Linked DNA regions of Homo sapiens: region 1 is linked to region 2. The links are chromatin contacts, found by Hi-C in ENCODE. All regions are on one chromosome and are shown on one strand. Each heading gives the region's core, a stretch centred on a gene start or an enhancer-like site at or near the end of the contact. The rest is flanking DNA. Distances are from core to core; before and after follow the strand shown. Region 1 has its middle 46 kb from the start of SIM1-AS1. Region 2 has its middle 180 kb from the start of MCHR2.

The links. Hi-C counts contacts between places; a loop is a spot of excess contacts on that map. Pooled maps may share reads with other maps.
Region 1: a map of IMR-90 shows a loop between it and region 2 (4-fold over the local background). The contact joins two enhancer-like sites. A Hi-C loop is called at or near these places in 2 of 168 maps with a recorded cell type or tissue (IMR-90 and chondrocyte) and 4 of 50 pooled maps.

What each region holds. Positions count from the first base shown.
Region 1 is chr6:100,343,948-100,350,248 of GRCh38, forward strand. No RefSeq gene overlaps it. Among named protein-coding and RNA genes, the nearest start is that of SIM1-AS1, 46 kb to the right of the region's middle. Within about 2 kb of position 2,309, at least 2 of the 41 ENCODE cell types and tissues checked have a DNase peak (open chromatin) inside an H3K27ac peak, as active enhancers do.
Region 2 is chr6:100,172,101-100,178,232 of GRCh38, forward strand. It overlaps the pseudogene ARG2P1. Among named protein-coding and RNA genes, the nearest start is that of MCHR2, 180 kb to the left of the region's middle. RefSeq lists an enhancer at 116-617. Within about 2 kb of position 4,736, at least 4 of the 41 ENCODE cell types and tissues checked have a DNase peak (open chromatin) inside an H3K27ac peak, as active enhancers do.

The sequences.
Region 1 (6,301 bases), core at 1,059-3,558, 170 kb after region 2:
CATACGGGAAGCCTCCTGCTCTCCCCAAACCCTCTCTGATTCATGCCTATCTGCTATCTGTCCACCCACCCTGAATCATTTTCTGCCTCTTCCTTATCCTCTCCATTTGACTATACCTTTTATCTTTAATGAGTTCTCACTCTTTCCAGTGGAAACATGATTTAGTCCTTTTCTGCTCCTGCTTGGATAAATAATTTCCATTTACAGGAATCAAAACATTATTTATTCTCAGCTATTGGGATGAGCAATATGCTCATGTATTTACATTCAGATACTAGAGCTATTCAAACTATCCAACTACCTACAGAATAAGCTTTTCAAAACTTAAGCACAGTTTCCAAAAACATAGAAACAAATTTTCCAAAGTCCACTCTTTCCTTTTTTACAATTTTTGCTAAATCTTTTTGAACATGTATCTAATAATAATTCCTTAGATGTGTAGAGTAATAGTCAACCCTTTTCAAACCACATAAAATAACTGATTTGAGCCTTACAACAATTCTACAGGGCTAGAAAAGTGTGTGCTCTGACCCCATTTATATCTGAGGCATTTCTTTGCTCTTACAGAGGCATGAGCATGATAAGCAGAACATCATAGACTCCTCTGCAAATTATCGCAACACGCAGTGAAAGCTTACATTTGCCAGGCATGATTAACTCAGTGATTACATTGAAGAACACAGAGTGGTAATATGCATTGTAGAGGATGCTATAATATACATCTTTATTAACACATATTAATAATGTATTCATATCTATTTGTGATTAATATATTAGCTATAATATATAGTATAATCAATAATAAGTAGGTATATATTTCACAATACTTAAAGAGATTTGTAATTTACGATGCACTTTCACATCTGCTCTCCCATGGTACAGGCTGCCATGCTTGCTTTGTTCCCTGTGACCCTGCTACCTTAGCCAGCCCTGGTTATATTTGGAACCCCAGAGCCCATCAAATACTTTGGCAGGAGGAATAAATTCCCTCAGCTGTGTACCAAACTAGGTGACACCTCATCAACTGATGACGATCCCATGAGACATACAGTCAGAGGACTCACTGGTTAAAAATGAAGAGAGAGCAGATAGAAAAGGAAAAGGGAAAGGCTGAGCCGCAGAAATGTGCAACCAGTAGAGCTGCCATGTTATTCTGGAAGATGTTCCAGTCTTCACTGGAACTCCAAACCTTCGCCTGGCTCTCCAAACCTGAGGCAGCTTCTTGGCTTCCTTACTTTCTCATGGATCCTTAGAAACCCCCCACCATCTGAAGTCACAGAATTTGTTGTTCCTTGAAACTTGAAAAAGCCAACACACTGATTTTATGAAGTGAAATGTCATTAAACATTCTCTGGATTAATCGACAAAATCACATCTTTTTTCCCTTCTAAATGAGAAAGACAAAGGAAAAATAATAAAGATGGAATACTTTAGTATTAGGAGGAAATCATTTTATTTTCCTGAGCAGAATTATGTTTTCAATTATCACAGGGTTGAAAAATCTTCAGACTAGAAAAGAAAAAGTACTTTCAGTTTTCCCTCTTTCCCACCCTAATTAAATAAAATATATGTGCAAGGGACAGAGTAACACAATGTTTGCCATAAATGAACCAAGCACACGACGTCTATGCAATTTAATAGATTGTTCAGTTCCATTTAGGTCACATTAGACTTTCATTTAAAATGCATCACGTTTTATTTATTATTTACAATTATACCACTAAATGCTGCTAAATGTACCAAGTCTAGATGGTGCCTGTAGCATGCAAGGGTCTGGGCCCAAAAACCAGGGTCACATAGACCTGGAAAGTGAGGCTTAATATCCACTGGCTTACAGAGTGAATGTTACTTTTCCAACACTATCCACTCTCTGAAACTGTGTTAGGATGAGAGAGTTAACTCCATTTTGTGAAACCATGTTTCAGGTTAAAGTCACCTTTAACAGTTTGCTGCCCCAGCAGGGGAATAAATAAATATAAGTAAATAAGAAAGAGGCATCTTGCAGCTTAAAAAAAAAAAAAATTACACATTCCTCGTGTATGTTTTTCTTCATTTCTAATGAGTTGTATGTGTATTTGGAATGGGTGAAAAATGAATCAGGAAGCAATGGTTCTTGCTATAAAGGAAGAAAAACATCACTTCCTATTGTGCCAGTTTCTAACAGATAATTAATCTATATATGTTGTTGCCACTTAGTAGTCTGTCTGACCCCAGGACAGCAGGCAGAGTCAATATCTCTCTCTCTCTCTCTCTCTCACACACACACACACACACACCCCACACACCAAAACTCTCTCTCTGTGTCACATACACCTGCGTGTACTAAGGTCTTAAGTGTCATTAGTAACAAACACAGTCTCTGTTTAAAGATGATAACTCAGTTATTCCAAGATAGGAAGCTCTCTCTTACCCTCAACACCTGCATAAAAGTGCCAGGGTATTTAAAACAAGTTGCCTGGTATTTATTTCCAAATACCAACAGTATTACTGCTGCAGCTAGATAAATACCACATGACATGAGGGATAACAAACATTCTGCCATGGCCCTAGATAGATCTGAGTTTACAAAGATTAAGGCAGACAACACTGAGAAACTCAGGGCAAGCAAAGAAACTAAAGATATGACTTTCTCTCAACGGTGTTAAAAGCTATGGAAAATTTAAAAAATAAGCTTCATAGAAAGCTTTGTAAAAATAACCTGGAGAAAGTACAAATATAAATATCAGCATTAAATTAAAGATACCTGGAAGTGGGTGTTGACTCAGACAATGCAAAATTTTGAAACTAGGACTTGAGACCAGTCCTTAGAAGGATATTAAATTGGCAGCAACAGGAATGGGCACATCACTCACAAACTTTGAAAAGTTAAAAATACTCTCCTCAAGTAAAGTGATTTTTATTAAAGTTCAAAAAGCAGGACTTAAAGTTTCTCTTCTCACATTGTTCTCAAGGGTATTCTTCAGCTTTCACTTTCTTCTTGCCCAAAGGCAAAGATGACATAGCTGTGTCTTTACGAATTTTCATCCACTCTTATAAGAAAACTGAGACATACCAACACTTTCAAAACATTTAAAGATAGTTTTCTTTGAATCTGTGTGACCAGGAAATCCAAAATAATACATTGACTCAAAGTCTTGCAATGTTTTGATTCATATCCAAGATCTACACAAAGAACAGCTTTCATTCTTTGAACAAATATTTTCTGAATGTCTACCATATGCCAGGCTCAGCACTGGGCACTGGAAACTTAACAACGGTATAGGAGGCATCCACTAAGTATTTTTTGTCCTCATTTGAACCAAAATTAGGATGAAATGGGGCAAAAGATGTGAGTTAGTAACTCTTCATTAAAGACTATTTTTAGTATTGTTTTAACTTTTAAATAATTTTATTTTTTAATTGATGCATAATAGATGTACATATTTTGATGATACAAGTGACAATTTATACATTCATGTAATTTGTAAAAATCAAATCAGTATAACTGGGATATATATCACTTTAAATATTTGTCTGTTCTTTATGCTAGAAACATGCAAATTATTCTCTTCTACCTATTTTGAAATATACAATAGATTATTGTATGTAGTCATTAAACTGATCTCTCAAACTCTAGGCTTTATTTCTTCTATCTAATTGTATATTTGTACCTATTAATCAACTCTCTTCATTCCCCCTCCCCCACCTCCTGTTTTATCACTTCAAAATATGATCATAACTCAAACTGATATAGCAAAACTAACTTGACAAAGTAATCAAAAATAAGACCGATTAATATATAATTAGGAATTCAATGTGTACATGTAAATAAATACTTCTAAAACATTCAAAAACCATTTTTTCTCAACTAATTTACTCCTCCACAATTTTGTGCACACTATTAATTTTAAATTTTAATGTACTGAGATTTTAAGAAAATTTTTAACTCAGTTTTCTCCTAAATAATAAAAATTTCCACATATGAGAAACCAAATCCATAAGCTTTGGGGGGCTTCTATACGCTCTTTTGCATTCTGCTCTTCACACTCACATCCCATTTAGAGCCTTGCTCTTAGGTGTCGATTAATTCCAAAGCTGGCTGGGCACATGAAAGTGTGCAGACATTCAGTGCTCCCACTGGAAGGTTACCTCACAGCCCAAAAAATAAACATTTGCATTCTCACTTAGAGAAATAGAAGAGGATGAGAGAAGAGAGCAAATGAAAGTAACTTAAAAGGTGTTATAGCTTTTTAAATGTTCAATCATTTAATCACTACCTTAACAGAGATGTGTAAATTATACTTATTAATACTAAAGAAAAGACTGCCTTGGCTATAACATGATTTTGTTACATATTATAAATAAACTTTTGTCTGTTGGAATTGTTTTGTGCAAAAGTAAGTGAGCCACATGACAGCATTCGTGGTTTTAACAGAAACGTTTTCTGCTGGTGGAAGCTTCTGCTAGAATGTTACTCACACATAAACCACAAGTGCATTTTTTGTTACTAGGGAAAGTAGAACAGATATGGTGTTAGACTTTGCCTTCCTTTAAAGCCCAAAGAAAGAAAAGATTTCTACTGCCTTAACAGTTTGAAAGCAAGTGAAACAAGCTTTACTTCCCATAGCATTCTTCTTGTTTAGAACATTATGCAATTCAAATTCACTTTGCAGAAAATAAAACCAGAACATTTAAGAGAAGGAGGGAAAGGATCCTAGAAGAAAAGACTGAAGGAAGCCATGTGTCATTAATTCAGTTATAAATTATTAGCTGAAAGCAGCCTCTCAGCATTTGTATTTGATGAACAAAAATTGATTGCTTCAAGGGCATTTCAATCCTTTTGATGTTCCCATCTTTTAGCCCACCACAAATCTGAATCCTTAACAGAATGATTATAGCATTATAGTAATCCTGAGAGCCAATACTAAAGGATTTGCAAGAGCAATGGAGATCAATAGTTTGAAAAAAGAATGTCTTTTTGAATTGACAGCGCTGTCTCGCCTGATCGTGAACCTGAACAAAATAAGTGGAGTCTAAGTACACAAGCAATCTCACAGGCCAAGCTGAGCTGCTGTGATGAGCCAGTTCTCTGAGAGCTTGAATAGGCCTGAGCGCTGAATATTTCTAAAGGATTAAACCCAAACTAATGGCAACCCAAAGATATTTTGCAAACAATCAGCTTTCCCCCAAAATGGTTAAGATAATACATTATGGGTCTTGGTTTGGTATTCAAAAGACTGAGTTCAGCTACAGGTTCAACATTTGCTTTTGCATAGAGTTTGAGATTATGGGAAATTGGATTAGCAGCAACGTTGTCTTAATGGCCATCTCCTTTGGGCTACTTTGAAATTGAGAATCCCCGCAGTATTCCAGGATGGACTGGAAAAACTACATCCTTAACACGTAGCATGTTAGAAAACCCAATGAGCCAGAATTGTTTAAAGACACAATTGCCCACATCTATGGGATTTTCAAGTTGTAACATTACTTGATACCTCAAAAGACAGAGAAAGACAGCTGACTATTAAAGGCTTCTTGAACAATTCAAGGATTAGCATAAAATTATACATAAAGGAGAGTAAGTACAGCAGAGGCACTTGCTCACCACAGTAGGGGCATTGTTAGGAAACGCAAATGGACTCAGTGAAAGTGCGAAGGCATCTTAACATTGTCTGAGGGCCCGCATGTTTTAACATTGATGTATATATTTTCCAGTTCTTTGTTGCCTCAACAAGAGGCCAGCTTAGTCCACTGGAGAAAGAAGTCAGAAGACTTCAGATGGCACACATCTGGAGAACATCCCATGGAAAATTGTGAATGGCTAAGTAATCTCTTTCAGTACCAAGACAAGGAGTGGTAATTTATGGTTTAACAGACTACAAAACCTGCCATTAATTCTAACATACAAACTTTAAACCAATGATTTGGAAGAGTAAAATACACAACAACAATTAACAGAAGGAAAACAGCCATCCTGAATGACACAAGTTTCACACTTTCAAAGATTGAAAAGAAAAGAAATCCTTTCTCTAACCGAGTTTATGTTTTCAGCCACCACACAAGACAGCCTTGCCGGCCATTACACTGGTGGGATGGTGCTGATCCTCACATTTCTGGCATCTAAAAGAGTGGCTCAAATTAAAAGCATGTTGAAGTTACAATCCTTGAGAGGTGTGCTGGAGCAGGCTTAAACATTTTATTTGGAGGCTATGCATGATAACATGTGATCCTTAAAGTTAACCTTTTCTTTCAAGCTGTTTAAAATGTTTTGTAGCTGTTCTTGTCTAAATGAATCAAAAGAAGGATAAGCAGGAACTAGCAT
Region 2 (6,132 bases), core at 3,486-5,985:
TCAAAGGCAGACTTGACTCAACAATATGATCTTTTCTTTTGGGTTTACTCAACATTTTCCCCCAGAATCTACATGATCTGCTCTTAAGAAGCTGAGCAGTTAAGACAGTTTATCATGGTTTCCCCTCACACCTCAGGAATAGACACCAGTTGAACCACATCTCAGAATCCATTTAGCTGGGGGTGAGGAGGGGTGCTTCTAGGACTGGATCTTTTTTCCTCTCTCTCTCTTAGAAGTATCTTTTTATTTCACTGTGAAATAAGCTGATTAGTATGTAGAAAAGCAACAGTCCGTTGATTTCCACAAATGCGTTTTGATTTTTTATTCTGGGCTTCAAGTCTTTCCTGCATACATTTAACCGCAGCCCACTCCATCAAAGGTACATTTACTGGGCTGAGGGTTTAGGGGGTGGGCTCCTCCCTGGAATCTTGCTTACATTTGCATGTGAAAAGAAAGAAATGCTTTTGAGTAATTAGTCATCTGAAATTCTGCACCATGAGGAAAAAAAATTGCTTTTGGATATTTATGGAGAGAAAAATCCATATGGACAATGAATACCCTATTAATGCATTGGGGGGAAGGGACAGGGATGTAGCACATTATGTTGAATTTCATCCAAACAATGATAAAAATAATATTGCCACTTTCTTATAAATAGTAGCTACAATAGAAAGTAGCACAAAGCTGTCTTACTCACAACTTAAATTTCTTATATTTATTCTATGATCTTAAAAAGCCCTTTCTTTTTGACCTAATATGTTCATGCCATATTGAAGAAACTCATGATCAATATGTATTGATTTGATCACTAATTGCATTAATTTTGCTTTAGAAATTAGAAAGGCTCTAATGAAAATGTGAAGTCACTTCAAGATAGTACATTATGGGCAGGCTAATTTAGCTGGGCTCTGTGCATCAGATTATTTCATTATGAACCTTCAATTACCATACAAACGAATGAGATAAATAGCCTTTTCTGAGCAGATTTACATTTTTGAATTCGTCTATAAATTTCAAGAGCTTAAGTTAATTTATAACCTAACATCATATTTAATATACAAATAGTTCAATCATGAATGCATTATCTGCATAAACCCTTACTCTGGCCCTTCACATTATGCTTTGAACAACATTTGAAACAATCACTGTTTTTTAAATACTTGCTTGTACTACATTTAATCTCTTAAAGAAAAATGTGAAATAAATATTTTTGTTAAAATCTTGCATATTATTGCTTAGCAATTGGCGCAATGAAACCAAGTGATGAAGAGGTATGCTGTTCAAGATTTATAAAACCCTAGAGATGTGAAATAGTCAAGCTGATTGTGAAATTGAGTGCAGATGCTAAAATAACATCTCAAGAAACAAGAGAACATAGAGCCTTTTAAATTCTTAATGTATTTCTGCTGTTTGAAAAAACCTACCTGTACAATTGAATTAAATAAAAAAGACACCAGAAGTAGATATCTTTACCATAAGATTCTACTTAATTTGGTCTTGGGGTGGAGTGGTATTGTGGTAGATGGGAGAAATGTGGCCAGAAGGCAAAAGTAAAGATAATGTTAAGGAGGTGCCCAGAATTCTGAGATATCTTGAAGAAAAACAATGCATCAAAATAAAATCTAGGTAATATTTTGCAAATAAGTATTTGAAAGTTCATTCTGTTCTCAGGCTGTGTATTTATATACACTGAAGAAAATGAAATAGCTAGCACTAATGGATATTTCATGTGGTCCTATAAAGTTTTGAAGTGGTGCTGATAATAATAATGGACAGAACATGCCATCTACTTTTGCTGTTTAGTATTTCATGATAAAATCATGAACACACAGTCTGGGCATCTAATTCGTACAGTTATTATTATTGTACACTTAGGAATTTTAAAACCTCTAAAATAGTCCAATGGTTCAATTTATACCTTCATTCATTATTCTTATTCACTGACATTATAAGACCCTCATGGCATGATAATCAAAAATCAGTGAATTATCACATAATTTAGGATAAAGCATATTTCACAAGCAAAGGCTTTATGAGAGAATATCAGGGCTGAGGGCTCAATAGAGATCAACTAGCCCCTTAGCACTCAATGTGCAGTCTTAGATGAGCACCTGGGAACAAATGTGGACTCTCTTTGCAGACCTTTGAATCCAAATCTAAATTTAGTATGATGCCCAGGAAATTCATGTGCATGTTAGTTTGAGAAGTACTTGTTTAGTCTTTCATTATCTTTTTATAAACATGGCAACTAAGGCAAAGAAAGCTTGAGAATGCTGTTCAAGGTGGCAAAAATTAACTCTTATCTATGGCTGAAAGCTATGGTGGTTCAAGCATGGTGCTTTGTAGATCCCAGTCATGGGTCAGGTCTACAAAGGTTAACTTTGCTGAACTCCCAGCCAGCTTTGGGAATTGCTTGTAATGGTTATAAAGAGCATGTTTGAGAGTATGTTGATGGATGGATACTAGTGTAGCACCATTCCAAGAACAATCATTCTGAATTTCTATTTTTCAGAATCATTTAATCAGTCCAGCTCACGAGCAAGTGCCAACATCCATCTACCCTGCACTACCTTCTAGATAGAAAATTCAGAATAAGAGATAATAGTTGTATCCTTAATTTACCCATTCATAGAAAAAGTGTGAGAGTCAAGCATGACATGTTTGTCAATATTTCACCACATAAAAATTAAAACAGCAAGGGGTGATAACAAGTGGAGGAATTTTTAGTGTGGCTACCTGCAGCTGAGTATGTACAAAGCAAGTAAACAGTGGCCCAGTATAGACACAGCTGAGGGCACTTAATTAGTGACAATTACTACATTGTTCTAAGCTGCCTGTAACCTTGCTTTCTCCCTTTAGATAAACTCATTTAAGTAAATACAATGTCAAGAAAATGGACAAGCCCTTTGACTTGCTAGAGAACCATGAAAGTGCTGTATTCTATCAATTAAACATGATTCTTTCTTTTAAGAGGAATTAGATCTAACATTTGCTTCAAAATTTCATACAGCTCTCCACACATTGTGTATATTAGTTCTTTAGTGTTAAATGTGTAGCAAATCGATTTTTCTTTTCAAAAATTTATACTAATAATGATCACACACTAAATCTTTTTTTTTAATTATACTTTAAATTTTAGGGTACATGTGCACAATGTGCAGGTTTGTTACATAGTTATACATGTGCCATGTTGGTGTGCTCTACCCATTAACTCGTCATTTAGCATTAGATATATCTCCTAATGCTATCCCTCCTCCCTCATACTAAATCTTAATGGTTGGAGCCTTTCAGAAATTACTTACCTAGAAATACGTTTTAAGAAACAGTTTTGCAACTCACTGATAAAAAATATTGTTAAAGGGATAAACAATTTGGATGCTTTTCTAATTCATCACATTAAGTGAGAATGGTGTCCAGGCAGTAGTTTGGAAATGCTTTGAAAAAGTCACAAATGAATTACCTTTTAAAAGTTTTTCACTTAACAAACATTTATTCAGAAGCTAGCATATAAATCTTTATTTAACAAACCTCTTTTTAGCAACTAGTACATGCTAGATGCTATAAGCAATAAGACATTGTATCAGCCTTTAATGAACTTATAATCAAAAAAGGCAAAAAGAATAGTGCATAAATAACTGTCATACAAAGAGGAAGGCCAAACTACAAGTCCAACTTCTTCAGTCCTATAGCCACGGCATTCTCAAGAGACAAGGTCCAGGCATTTTGTTCTCCTCTAACATCTGCACCAAACAACTCCTATGTCATCTGAGAGTCAGAGGATGGTGACAGCAGCTCCTCCAGCTCCCTGCCTCCTGCAAAAATGAGCAGAACCTTGTGCATTCACCCTGACAGATAAATGTCTTGCATTTGCTGCTTTTTTCTGGGAAATGTGGTGCATGTAAAATGAATATACTTTTATTTGGGACATTAGTCATGGAATGTGGGGGAGAAGGAGATGTTTGACCTACTTAAATATACTTAAGTATACAAGTTAATTTCTTCACAAACTATTTCCAAACTTCTTTTGTTTGACTTGGCATAGACCCCAGGTGACACCAGGCACGCACAGGAACATGGGAAAAAATGCTTTGTTGGTGGTGGATTCCCTCATGGTTTCACAAAGGAAAGGCATTAAAACTCAAGGAAGGTTTTAAGACTCAGTGTTTAATTTATGAAACCACATTTTAAAAATCCAAGCAGAGTAGTCATTTAATGAGGTCAGAAAGTAAGCTGTAACAACTTTAAGCTGGAATTTTACTGTTGTTCTATCACATGAAGAAATGAACGTTTTCTGTCTGTTAAGGATTTGAGATAAGCGCCTCCCACCAGTTGATACCTGACACTTGCAATCAGCTCACAAGAAAGGGGTGCTGCATCTAAAGCTACATTAACTCTTCAGTAACAGCTCAATCTCACTTATCCATGAAGTTCTGTCCGTGAAGTTTACAAGCACTAGGAACATGTCTCCAAGTTACACACAAGAGTCCTGGCCCTGGGCCCTAAATTACACATGGATCTGGAGCTGAGGAAGGCCTCGAATCTCTGGAATTCACCCTCCTCATCTGCACAATAGGGGCTGCAGTGCATGATCCCTCACAGCTCCATCATGGCCAGGGCAGAGAGTGAGATGTCCCTGTGTCAGTGGTACAGCTTGCTTGACTTCATTCCTTCTCTAGATTAACCATTCAAGGCTACACGATGTCAGGTTGCTCTCTAAGTCTACTGGCAGGGCAATGTATTGTGGTTTTCCACAGTCTTCACAACCAGCAGAGGGAGCGAAAGTGCATAGTAAATCAACTTTAATGAAGTATAAAATCTCTTTAAAAATTCTGTTTCATTAAAATAAAATCTGCTAAATGTGTCTGGGTTGAGAAATTTGACTTGCCTGGTATATTTGCCTGCTGTCTGTTAGTGTTTGTGTGTGGGAAGTCAGAATTTAAAAATTATGGCCACTATAGTTAATAACAATATATTGTATTCTTGAAAATTGCTGAGACTGGAAGCTTCCAGCTGCACTGAGCTCTGCCTCTATCCCAGTGATTCCCCACACTGCCAGTCAAGTCCCTAAGGAACTTGTCTCCTCCAGACGCAAGTGCATTCTATCCTGAAGAAGTCTGGTTGTGATAGGAGCCCCGTTCTTGTAGGGACAGAAAAGAAAAGGAGTGGAACATGGTCCAGCTGCCAGAAGAAAAATTGGATTGATGAAAAGGGTCTCCAATTTGGGCTGCTGCCTGAAAGACTTTGAAAAGTTTAGTTTTACTCCAGTCCCCACAGATGAGCTCTTCAACAACCCTACAGTGAATCTGTGCTCAGTGGCCCAGCCAACCAGCAACTGGCTGAGTTGGTTAGCAGAGCAGTGTTGTCTGGCTACAGCTGCGTCACGGTGAGAGGAGACCCCAGCCTGGCAATTAGTACCATTAGTGGTCATGCCTGGAACTGCCCAGACCTTTGTGTCACTTGGGTTGATGCCCAGAAGACATCAGTACACCCCTTACCACTTCATCAGGAAATCTCCATGGACTATCAGTTTCATTTCTCCTCACAGAACTACAGGGAAAGGTACCAGAACTTCCAGGATTTCCCTGGACAAACCTTGTATCTCCTCCCCAAGTATAGCGTATTCTGATCTAGGAGACATGGACCCTCTGGAACATTTTTTTAAAAGAACAATGATATCTAGTATTTTTCCGTGAGAGACATCAATCCATTTGGCACCCAGGAGGTCATGCAACAGAAATTTGATCTGCTGATTGGCAAAAGACAAAGGTCTGTCCATCTGAGTTTTGATATTGATGTATTTGACTGTACACTGGCTCCAGCTGCAGGAATCCCTATTGTAGGGGGACTGACCTTTCAAGAAGGCATCTATATTACTGGGGAAATACATAGTACAGGGTTGCTGTCAGCACTGGATCTTGTTGAAGTCAATCCTCAACTGGGCACTTTAGAGGAAAGGGCAAAGGCCACAGCTAGCCTGCCAGTAGATGTAACTGCTTTATGTTTGGGTCAGACAAGGGAAGGAGGGCACATTGCCCATGGCCAGATTTTCTCGTTTCCCAGCCAAGTCAGAAAATGAAGTGTGTGTGAGAATTTAGGAAATACTGTGCACTGTTTTGTTTCACAATGGGCATT